2 separate regions of the Homo sapiens genome follow, and region 1 is linked to region 2. Evidence: read pairs that join two places in POLR2A ChIA-PET (ENCODE). Cell type or tissue: MCF 10A. All regions are shown on one strand.

What was found. ChIA-PET counts read pairs that join two places held together with the same protein. Peaks named below come from ENCODE experiments on the same cell type or tissue, not always from the same donor. Only the 100,000 strongest peaks of a DNase experiment are listed, where the experiment ranks them.
Region 1: POLR2A ChIA-PET joins it to region 2 with 5 read pairs; 6 of 35 experiments call an interaction of 5 or more read pairs at or near these places.

Annotation. Positions count from the first base shown.
Region 1 is chr2:61,509,058-61,514,057 of GRCh38, reverse strand. The region is part of intron 4 of XPO1 (exportin 1); the gene reads left to right. Among named protein-coding and RNA genes, the nearest start is that of XPO1, 27 kb to the left of the region's middle. In MCF 10A, no CTCF peak of the experiment used is centred here; DNase peaks (open chromatin) are centred at 2,817 and 3,197.
Region 2 is chr2:61,388,660-61,393,659 of GRCh38, reverse strand. The region is part of intron 5 of USP34 (ubiquitin specific peptidase 34); the gene reads left to right. Among named protein-coding and RNA genes, the nearest start is that of SNORA70B, 26 kb to the left of the region's middle. In MCF 10A, no CTCF peak of the experiment used is centred here; no DNase peak of the experiment used is centred here.

The DNA of each region.
Region 1 (5,000 bases), 120 kb before region 2:
GCACCACCACGCCCTGCTACTTTTTCGTATTTTTAGTAGTAGAGATGGGGTTTCACCATGTTAGCCACGCTGGTCTCTATCTCCTGACCTCGTGATCCACCTGCCTCAGCCTCCCAAAGCGCTAGGATTACAGGCGTGTAAGCCCACCATGCCCCGCCAATTTTGCCCAGTTTTTATTGGGCTATTCCCTTATTGAGATCTAAGGGCTCTTTGTATTCTAGTCAGGAGTATTTTGTTAACTGTATATTTTGCAAGTGTTTTGTCTGTGGCTTCCTGTTTAATTTTTGTAATGGTGTCTTTTGCAGAGCAAAAATTTCAGATTTTGATTAAAATCAGTGTTGATTTTTTTTTCTTTATATAGTTGATGTTTTTTGTGTTGTATTCAAGAAATCTTTGTCATGCAAAGGTCACTTAAGATTTTCTGTAAGTTTTTGGCTGGGCACAGTGGCTCACGCCTGTAATTCCAGCAATTTGGGAGGCCGAGGCAGGCAGATCTCTTGAGGTCAGCAGTTCGAGACGAGCCTGGTCAACAGGGTGAAACCGCATGTCTACTAAAGATACAAAAATTAGCTGGGTGTGTTGGTGAATTGCTTGAACTGGGGAGGCAGAGACTGCAGTAAGCCTAGATCACACCACTGCCCTCCAGCCTGGGTGACAGAGCAAGACTCTCTCTCAAAAAAAAAAAAAAAAAAAAGATATTCTGTACGTTTTCTTATAGAACCTTTATAGTTTTAGCTTTTGCATTAAGATCTGTGATTTGGCTGGGCACAGTAGCTCACAATTGTAATCCCAGCACTGGGAGGCCAAGGCAGGCGGAAACAATACAAACAAATTAGCCAGGCGTGGTGGCATGCACCTGTAATCCCGACTGCCAGGAAGCTGAGGTGGGAGGAATGCTTGAGTTGAGTTCGGGAGGTGGAGGTTGCAGTGAGCCGAGATCATGCCACTGCACTCCAGCCTGGGCGACAAAGACCCTGTCTGAAAAAAGCATCATGTGATTCATTTTACTCAATTTTTGTATATGAGGTGAGGTAAGGGTCAAGGTTTATATATTTATTTGAGACAGAGTCATGCTCTGTCTCCTGGCCAGAGTACAGTGGCGCGATCTTGGCTCACTGCAAACTCCACCTGCCAGATTACAGGTGCACACCACCACACCCGGCTAATTTTTGTATTTTTAGTAGAGATGGGGTTGCCCCATGTTGGCCAGGCTGGTCTGGAACTCCAGACCTCAAGTGATCCGCCAGTCTCAGCCTCCCAAAGTGCTGGGATTATGTGTGAGCTACCGCACCCAGCTCCCCAACTTTGTTTCTAAAAGGTTTGGCTATTGTTGGTTTTTTGCTGTTCCATAAAAATTTTAGAGTGAAATCTGGCAAATTTCAACAAAAGCTGTCCTGAAATTTTTATTGAGATTGCCTTGGATCTGTGGATGCATTTGGAGAGAATGAACATCTTTAATGTCAATTCCTGATTATTTCTTGCTAATATAGAGAATTGCCATTGTTCACTTATCTCTTGAACGTGTAGTTTAATCCAGCTAGTCAAAGCCCAGTTCAAACTCACTTTCCCTTCCTGTTGTGAGAAAACACCTCAATTTTGCAAAAGCTCTTGGAATTTAACATTTCTGCTGCTTTTCCCTGTATGTGTGGTGTTTAGTCTTTTCATAGTTCGTTGACTATGGAATTCAGAGCAGAAACCCTATTTCCTAATTTCCTTGGGAAGTTTTCAGAACTAGATGATAATGTAAGTTTCTAATAAGTTGATAGTGTTACTCAGAGGTGATTGTTTCATTTATGATTTTGAAAAGAAAATGTAAATATTAGACTTAAGTCCTTGCATCTAAAACAAATTCATGAGAAATCCCACAGAATACAATGTTAGAGATGGGAGCAAAAATTATCAGTCTAATCTCAGAGAGTTGACAGGCATTCCAAATCGTTTTTTGTCAGTATTTAAACCATGGTAGGATAATGTAAGAAATATACTTAATGCCTGGTGCGATGTCTCACGCCTGTAATCCCAGCACTTTGGGAGGCCTAGGCAGGCAATTGTCTGAGGTCAGGAGTTCGAGACCAGTCTGGCCAACATGGTGAAACCCCGTCTCTACTAAAAATACAAAAAAAATTAGCCGGGCATGGTGGCGTGTGCCTGTAATCCCAGAATCCCAGCTACTCGGTAGGTTGCAGCAGGGGAGTTGCTTGGACCAGGGAGGTGGAGGCTGCAGTGAGCTGTGATCATGCCACTGCATTCCAGCCTGGGCGACAGAGCAAGGCTCCGTCTCAAAAAGAAAAAAAAGAAAAGAAAAAGAAATATCTGTAAGCTATAAATTATGTTTTTCATTTCTAAAAAAAACAAGGCAGGCCAGGCACAGTGATTGAGGCCTGCAATCCCAGCAGTTTGGGAGGCTCTCTTGAGCCCAGAAATTTGAGATCAGCCAGGACAAGATAGTTAGACTTCTCTCTACTAAAAATACAGAAAACTAGCAGTGTATGGTCGAGTGCCCCTGTAGTTTCAGCCACTCAGGAGGCTGAGGCGGGAGAATCATTTGAGTCCAGGCAGGAGGTCGAGCCCTGATTGATTGCACCACTGCACTCCAGCCTGGGCAACAGAGTGATAATATCTGAAAAGATAGGCTGGGCACAGTGGCTCTTGCCTGTAATCCCAGGACTTTGGGAGGCTGAGGCAGGCAGATCACCTGAGGTTGGGAGTTCGAGATCAGCCTGACCAACATGGTGAAACCCCATCTCTACTAAAAATAACAAAAAAATTAGCTGGGCGTGGTGGCGCATTCCTGTAATCCCTGCTACTCTGAAGGCTGAGGCCGGAGAATTGCTTAAACCTGGGAGGTGGAGGTTGCAGTGAGCCGAGATTGCGCCATTGCATTCCAGCCTGGGCAACAAGAACGAAACTCTGTCTAAAAAATAAAGAAAAGAAAGCAGTATTTTCAGGCACATTGTATATGATTGATAGGAATAGTATTTCCATTTCTGGTTAATGTAACAATTTGCCCCATTCCAAGTATTTTGATTACAGGCCTCCATGAAAGGCCTATACTTGATACCTAACAGTGTTTGATCCCTAGCTTACATCCATGTAACTTTTTTTTTTTTTTTTTTTTTTGAGATAAGGTCTCACGCTGTCGCCCAAGCTGGAGTGCAGTGGCGGGATCATGGCTTAACTCTAGCCTCAACTTCCGGGGCTCTAGCAATCCTCCTGCGTCAGTCTCCTGCATAACTGGGACTACGTGCGCATGAATCATACCTGGCTCACTGTTTCTATTTTTTGTAGAGATGGGGTCTCGCTATGTTGCCTAGGCTGGTCCTGAACTCCTGGGCTCAAGCGATCCTCTGCCTCAGCCTCCCAAAGTGTTTAGATTACAGTCAAGAGCTACTGTGCTCGACCTGCTTTCACCTTTTGGCTATCATGAGTGATGCTCCTGTCAATTTTAATAAAATTTTAATCTTTTAGATTTTTTGTCCAGTGTGTTTGAGGCCATAAACATCCATTTAAGAATGGCGGATGTGCATATAGATCCATTTCTCTTAACATTATCAAAGCAGGTTAAATTATAGATTATCTGTGGGAACCCTAACTTAACTCCTGCTTTAGAATTATTGTTAGCTGTTTGTCTTCCATGTGGCATTGTTCTTATTAATATTTCATTGAGAGAACAGTAGTAACAATATCCTGTATACCCTTGTGTAAGTAAAGAGAGCAGATCACTATTTTATTGACCATCTTTCAAAAGATCGATTTTGTGTGTTTTTTTGTTTTGTTTTGAGATAGTCTCACATTGTCGCCCAGGCTGCTTGGATTGCAGTAGTACAATCTTGGCTCACTGCAACCTCTGCCTTCCGGGTTGAAGCGATTCTTGTGCCTCAGCCTCCAGAGTAGCTGGTACTACAGGTGTGCACCACCATGCCTGGCTATTTTTTTGTATTTTAATAGACAGGTTTCACCATGTTGGCCTGGCTGGTCTCAAACTCCTGGCCTCAAGTGATCCACCCACCTCGGCCTCCCACAGCGCTAGGATTACAGGCTTGAGCCACCACATCCAGCCAATTTTGATGTTTTCATGGACTGATACTTGTAATAAACATTTCAATTATATATAGCATTGATGTAGAAATGTACCAAATTTACATTTTTTTAGCTTATGGAATAAATAAATGTTTAAACTGAAATTGATTCGAAACTAGATTGAACTTGCCTTTTTCCTATTTGTAATTTACATTTTTAATAGTGTATCAAAAGCCTTAAACCATTTTCTGTGGTGCAGGTTGACTGCCTCTTGCTGGAAATGCTTGGGATGAGAAGTGTTCCAGACTTTGGGCTTTTTCAGATTTTGGAATATTTGCATTATGCTCACGAGTTAAGCATTCCAAAACTGAAATAGCCCAATGAGCATTTCCTTTTTTTTTCCTTTTTTTTGAGACAGAGTTTCGCTCTTGTTGCCCAGGCTGGAGTGCGACGGCATGATCTCGACTCACTGCAACCTCTGCCTCCTGGGTTGAAGTGATTCTCCTGCCTCATCCTCCTGTGTAGTTGGGATTACAGTCATGCGGCACCATGCCTGGCTAATTTTGTAGTTTTAGTAGAGACAGGGTTTCTTCATGTTGGTCAGGCTGGTCTCAAACTCCAAACCTCAGGTGAGCCGCCCGCCTTGTGTTGGGATTACAGGCGTGAGCTATCTCACCCAACCTGAGCATTTCCTTTTAGTGCCATGTTGGTGCTTTAAAACTTGCAGATTTGGGGTTGGGCGTGGTGGCTCATGCCTGTAATCCCAGCACTTTGGGAGGCTGAGGCAGGTGGGTTGCCTGAGGTCAGGAGTTGGAGAACAGCCTGGCCAACATAGTGAAACCTTGTCTTTACCTAAAAAAAAAAAAAAATCAGCTGGGCGTGGTGACGGGCACCTGTAATCCCAGCTACTCTGGGAGGCTGAGGCAGGAGAATCGCTTGAACTCGGGAGGTGGAGGTTGCAGTGAGCGGAGATAGCACCA
Region 2 (5,000 bases):
TGAAAAGTGACTCAACCAAATATTTTGTTGCATTGTTTCCAATGCTGTGTGCTTTGCAGTGATGCGGTACATTGGAAACAGCACTGACATTACTAAAATTGGTAATAAATGATTACTATCAAGGTCATTTTTAGTTAAAAAATTCCACCCATTCTGATAGGTTGAAATTATTACATATAGTAGTAGTGTAGCATGTAGGTTAATAATGTTGCCTTTTTTTTTTTTTTTTTAGACGGAGTCTGGCTCTGTTGCCCAGGCTGGAGTGCAGTGGCATGATCTTGGCTCACTGCAACCTCCGTCTCCCAGATTTAAGTGATTCTCCTGCCTCAGCCTCCCGAGTAGTTGGGACTACAGGCGTATGCCACCATGCCTGGTTAATTTTTGTATTTTTAATAGAGATTGGGTTTCACCATGTTGGCTAGGCTGGTCTCAAACTCCTAACCTCAGGTGATCCTCCTGCCTCAGCCTCCTAAAGTGCTGGGATTACAGGCGTGAGCCACTTTGCGTGATCTGAGCCTTAATTTTTTTAATTTGCAAAATGGGAATGATGATGATATCCATCTACTTTAGAGGATTGTTTTGAGGTTTAAAATGAGAAAGATTTTAAACTCATAATGTAACACTTGACATATAAAGTGTGTAGTAACTGGTGGCTTTTACTAACTTCGGTTGTTACTAAATACCTAAGTGATCCTGTTATTCTGATTGAACTTATTTGTTTGATAGAAAGTTTTATGTACTTTGGCATTCTCTGAGAGAAAGTATCTCAATTTAGTTAACTGGAATGCTGGGATAACATTTTTATTTCACACTGTGGTAATTTTGGAGAGGGCATATAATTTTGAAACACCAAATTATCAAAGGGTTTACTTAATCAGGAATATTACATAAACCTGGATTAAACTGTTTCTTGAATTTATTTGTACTAATTCTTGTTTAACAGTCTAGTATGGAAAGCTTGTTAAAGACTTTATTACTATATCTTTAAAAGTTATCGTTTACAGGGTTTTTTCTTCCTTACTTTATCCGTTTTTTTGAGACAGAGTCTCACTCCGTCACCCAGGCTAGAGTGCAGTGGCACCATCTTGGCTCACTGCAGCATCCACCTCCTGGGTTCAAGCAGTTGTCCTGCCTCAGCCTCCCTAGTAGCTGGGATAACTAGTGCACGCTACCACACCCAGCTAATTTTTGTATTTTTAGTAGACCCGGGGTTTCGCCATGTTGTCCAGGCTGGTCTCGAACTCCTGACCTCCTGTGATCCGCCCACCTCGGCCTCCCAAAGTGCTGGGATTACAGGCTTGCAGGCTTGAGCCACCGCACCCGGCCTTTGTTTTGTTTTTGTTTTTGAGAGAGAGTTCTGCTGTGCGGTAGTAGCAGCTGACTGCAGCCTTGATCTCCCAGGCTCAAGCAAACCTCCCTCCCATGTCAGCCTCCCAAGTACCTGGGACTAAAGGTGCATGTCACCACGCCTGGCTAAATTAAAAATTGTTTTTGTAGAGATGGGGTTACGCTGTTGCCCAACCTGTGAAGTTATCCTTTACTAAATACAAAGGTTTAGGCTTAGATTCTGTTTTATCTTTCTCTTCAGCCCTTTTATGACTGCTAATTGGTGGGCTGTTGTCAATCTGCATAGTTTTCTTTATCTTGCAACTCAACTGAGGCCGTTAAAGCAAAATTATACTATTTAAATTAATATATTTTTTGAACACCGTAATACTATAATACTATATAATCTGTTTGTTAATTTTCTGAGAATAATAACTCAATGGAGTAACTCTTTAATAGGCATCTTTTCCTTATAAAAAATATTGTAGATTGGCTCTCTGCAAGCTAATTTCTTTTATATGGTTAATATTTTAGTGTACATTAAGAGCTTAGAGTTCTTTTTGTAATCAAGCTTGCTACAGAAGCTGTGCTTTATTTATTTCATAGTAATTTCCTCTAGTGGGTCATTGTATAAACCCTGATCATTTTTGTATGTCTATTCCTTTTCTTGCGAAGTGGGCAGCTTGTTTAGCCATGGTGTTTTGGCTTCAATAGGGTGAGGTCTCTATTTGGGAATCTCTGAATTTCACAGGAATGAGTAGAACTATATTTAACAATGAAAAAAATAGTATTAGATTTTAGGGCAGCCGTTTGTAAAGAAAAGAAAATAACTCATAAATCACTTTTGTGGCAGGAAAGATACGGACTAACGTTACTGAATACTTCTTTTTCTCTATTATACTAAATCACACATTCAGAAGAGAACATGTTTATAGCATTTCCTGGGACTCAGGAAATGATCCCATTCTGTTTATTTTCTAGTATGATTTCCTCCTCACTTAAAGAAAAAGCTATATATTTATTTTGAGACTGGCTAATTTTTGTGTTTCTGGTAGAGGTAGTGTTTCACCATGTTCCCCAGGCTGGTCTTGAACTCCTGGGCTCAAATGATCCGCCCGCCTTGGCCTCCTAAAGTGCTGGGATTACAGGTGTGTGCCATTGCACCTGGCTGATTTCCTCACTCTTACTGAGGCAAGGTAACTTTGTCAGATGGTGAGTGTTATTTTTTCGTTTTTTTTTTGAGCTGGAGTCTCGCTCTGTCACCAGGCTGGAGTGCAGTGGTATGATCCCTGCTCACCTCAGCCTCCGCCTCCCAGATTCAAGCGATTCTCCTGCCTTAGCTTCCCGAGTAGCTGGGACTACAGGCACGCACCACCATGCCCAGCTAATTTTTGTATTTTTAGTAGAGATGGGGTTTCACCATGTTGGCCAGGATGGTCTCAATCTCTTGACCTTGCGATGCCCCCACCTCAGCCTCCCAGAGTGCTGGGATTACAGGTGTGAGCCACTGCGCCTGGCTGGTGAGTTTTTTTTTTCAGAACCTGAATCTAGAATCCTGAAATTTCATCTCAGGAAAACTCACTCTTCTCTGGATTTGAATTATCAACAAAGAAAGGAAATTCTTACCTTATCAGATTAAGGTTCAAATCTGATAATAACGTCAAGCCCATACATTTGTTTCAATCTCAAAAACTTTAGCAGATTCTTAACTAGAACTTCAGCAGTTCTTAACTAGCTCTGAGTTTTAGGAGATTTCTCAGTTTGCACAAATATTATTCCACCTATTATATGGATCCGTTCTTTAATAACAGCTGCACCCACAAGAAAACAACAAAGATCTTTATGTAGTTTTCTTACTTTGCAAATGCAGCTTTTTATGTAGTTTTCTTACTTTGCGAATGCAGCTTACTAACATTTAACACAGCTTAGAGAAATAGAACATGGAGGCATACAAGTTTCTCCACTGAGACCCAAATGGAAGTTAATCTCACTTTTGTTGAGTTACACTTGGTTTTAGCTTACAGTATCCTTCCTCAGCCCTCAGCTCTTTGCCAGAGTTTGTCATTTCATACATAACACCTTTTATTAATTTATAAAGAATCCAATAGAGACAAGGGGTTTATTTTATTATGGAGTAGAAAGAAGTGCAAATGAGGATTAATAAAAAGAACTTCACACAAAATATGCTTTAGTCAAAGGTATAAGCTTGTAGGGCTTAAGTAACGTATAGGGGAACACAATAGCAATTTCTGAATGTTCAGTGTCCTAAGACTGCTTTTTACAAATATACTAGCAAAGACTGTTTAATATCAGAAACTAGGGTAGGATTACATATTTTTTGATATCTCTTTACTAGATAGGAGAATAGGAAATTAAGTTTTCATGATGCCACTTTGCACTTTGTCAGAACTAGGTTTGATGCAGAACGCTGTTTTTCTGCAGTTACAGGGAGCAAGGAACTTTTTTTTTCTTTTTTTCCCTATTTCTGAGAGTTTTAACCTAGGTTAAAAGGTTAGGAGGGCTGCTAGAATTCCATTAGCACTAAGCAGGGGGTGGGGAGAAGGAAACCTGAAAAGCTCAAAACTTAAAAAAAAATGATAAAGGACACACTGTAGGATTAATAGCATATGCAATTTGGTTTTTATGATGTTGGGATCTATAGTAGTGTTAAAGAATGCTGATTTTTATAATGATATAATCCTAGGTTTGAATTGTACCTCTGTTGCATAGTATGTAATTTTGTTTTCATTACTTTTATAAGCATTACTTTTCTCATTTATCACAATGGGAATATTAAGGACTTAGTAAATGGTAGATCTTCCTTGTATTAAAATTTTTTCTTGTATTGACATTTTTCTTCATTTGCTGTTTTTTAATTGAAATTTTTAATCACTTGTGTCTGTGTATTCTAAAATAAAAGATATAACTATGCCCTCTGATGTATCTTGTATAAAATAGGATTTTTAACCTTCTGTTAAAATTTGAAAAATAACATTCATAAAGAAACGTACACAAAGTGATAACATGTGGCTCAGTGATTTATCAAAGCAAATATTCGTTTAACCATCACTCAAACCAAGAAACAGAACATTGTCAACTCCCCAGAAGCCTACCTTATGAGTCCTCAGGCCACTAACTATTCCATCTCTTCTCCTTTAAAAATAAACACAATTCATCCTTTAATGCTGATCATTCTCCTGCTTTTTTTAAACAAAGTTTTATCACCTAATCTTATATCCCTAAACACTACAATTTGGTTTTGTCTGTTTTCACCATGCAGATGGAATCACATACTATGCATTCTTTCATGCCTGGTTGTTTTTTTTAAATGCCGAAATTTATATTGCATGTATGTTCATTTTTATTGTTGAATTATCTTTTAAAATATACCAATTTATTTTACTGGTGATGGACATTTAGGTTATTACAGTTCATATGGGTGTCAGCATTCTTCTATGTGTGTTTTGGTGAACATGTGTGTGCATTTAATTTGGATGTATATCTAGAAGTAAATGTCTTATCAGGGTGTTTGTGTGTGTGTGTGTGTACATATATATATATATATATATTCTTTTTCTGAGATGGAGTCTTGCTCTGTCGCCCAGGCTGGAGTGCAGTGGCGTGATCTCAGCTCACTGCAAGCTCTGCCTCGCGGGTTCACACCATTCTCTTGC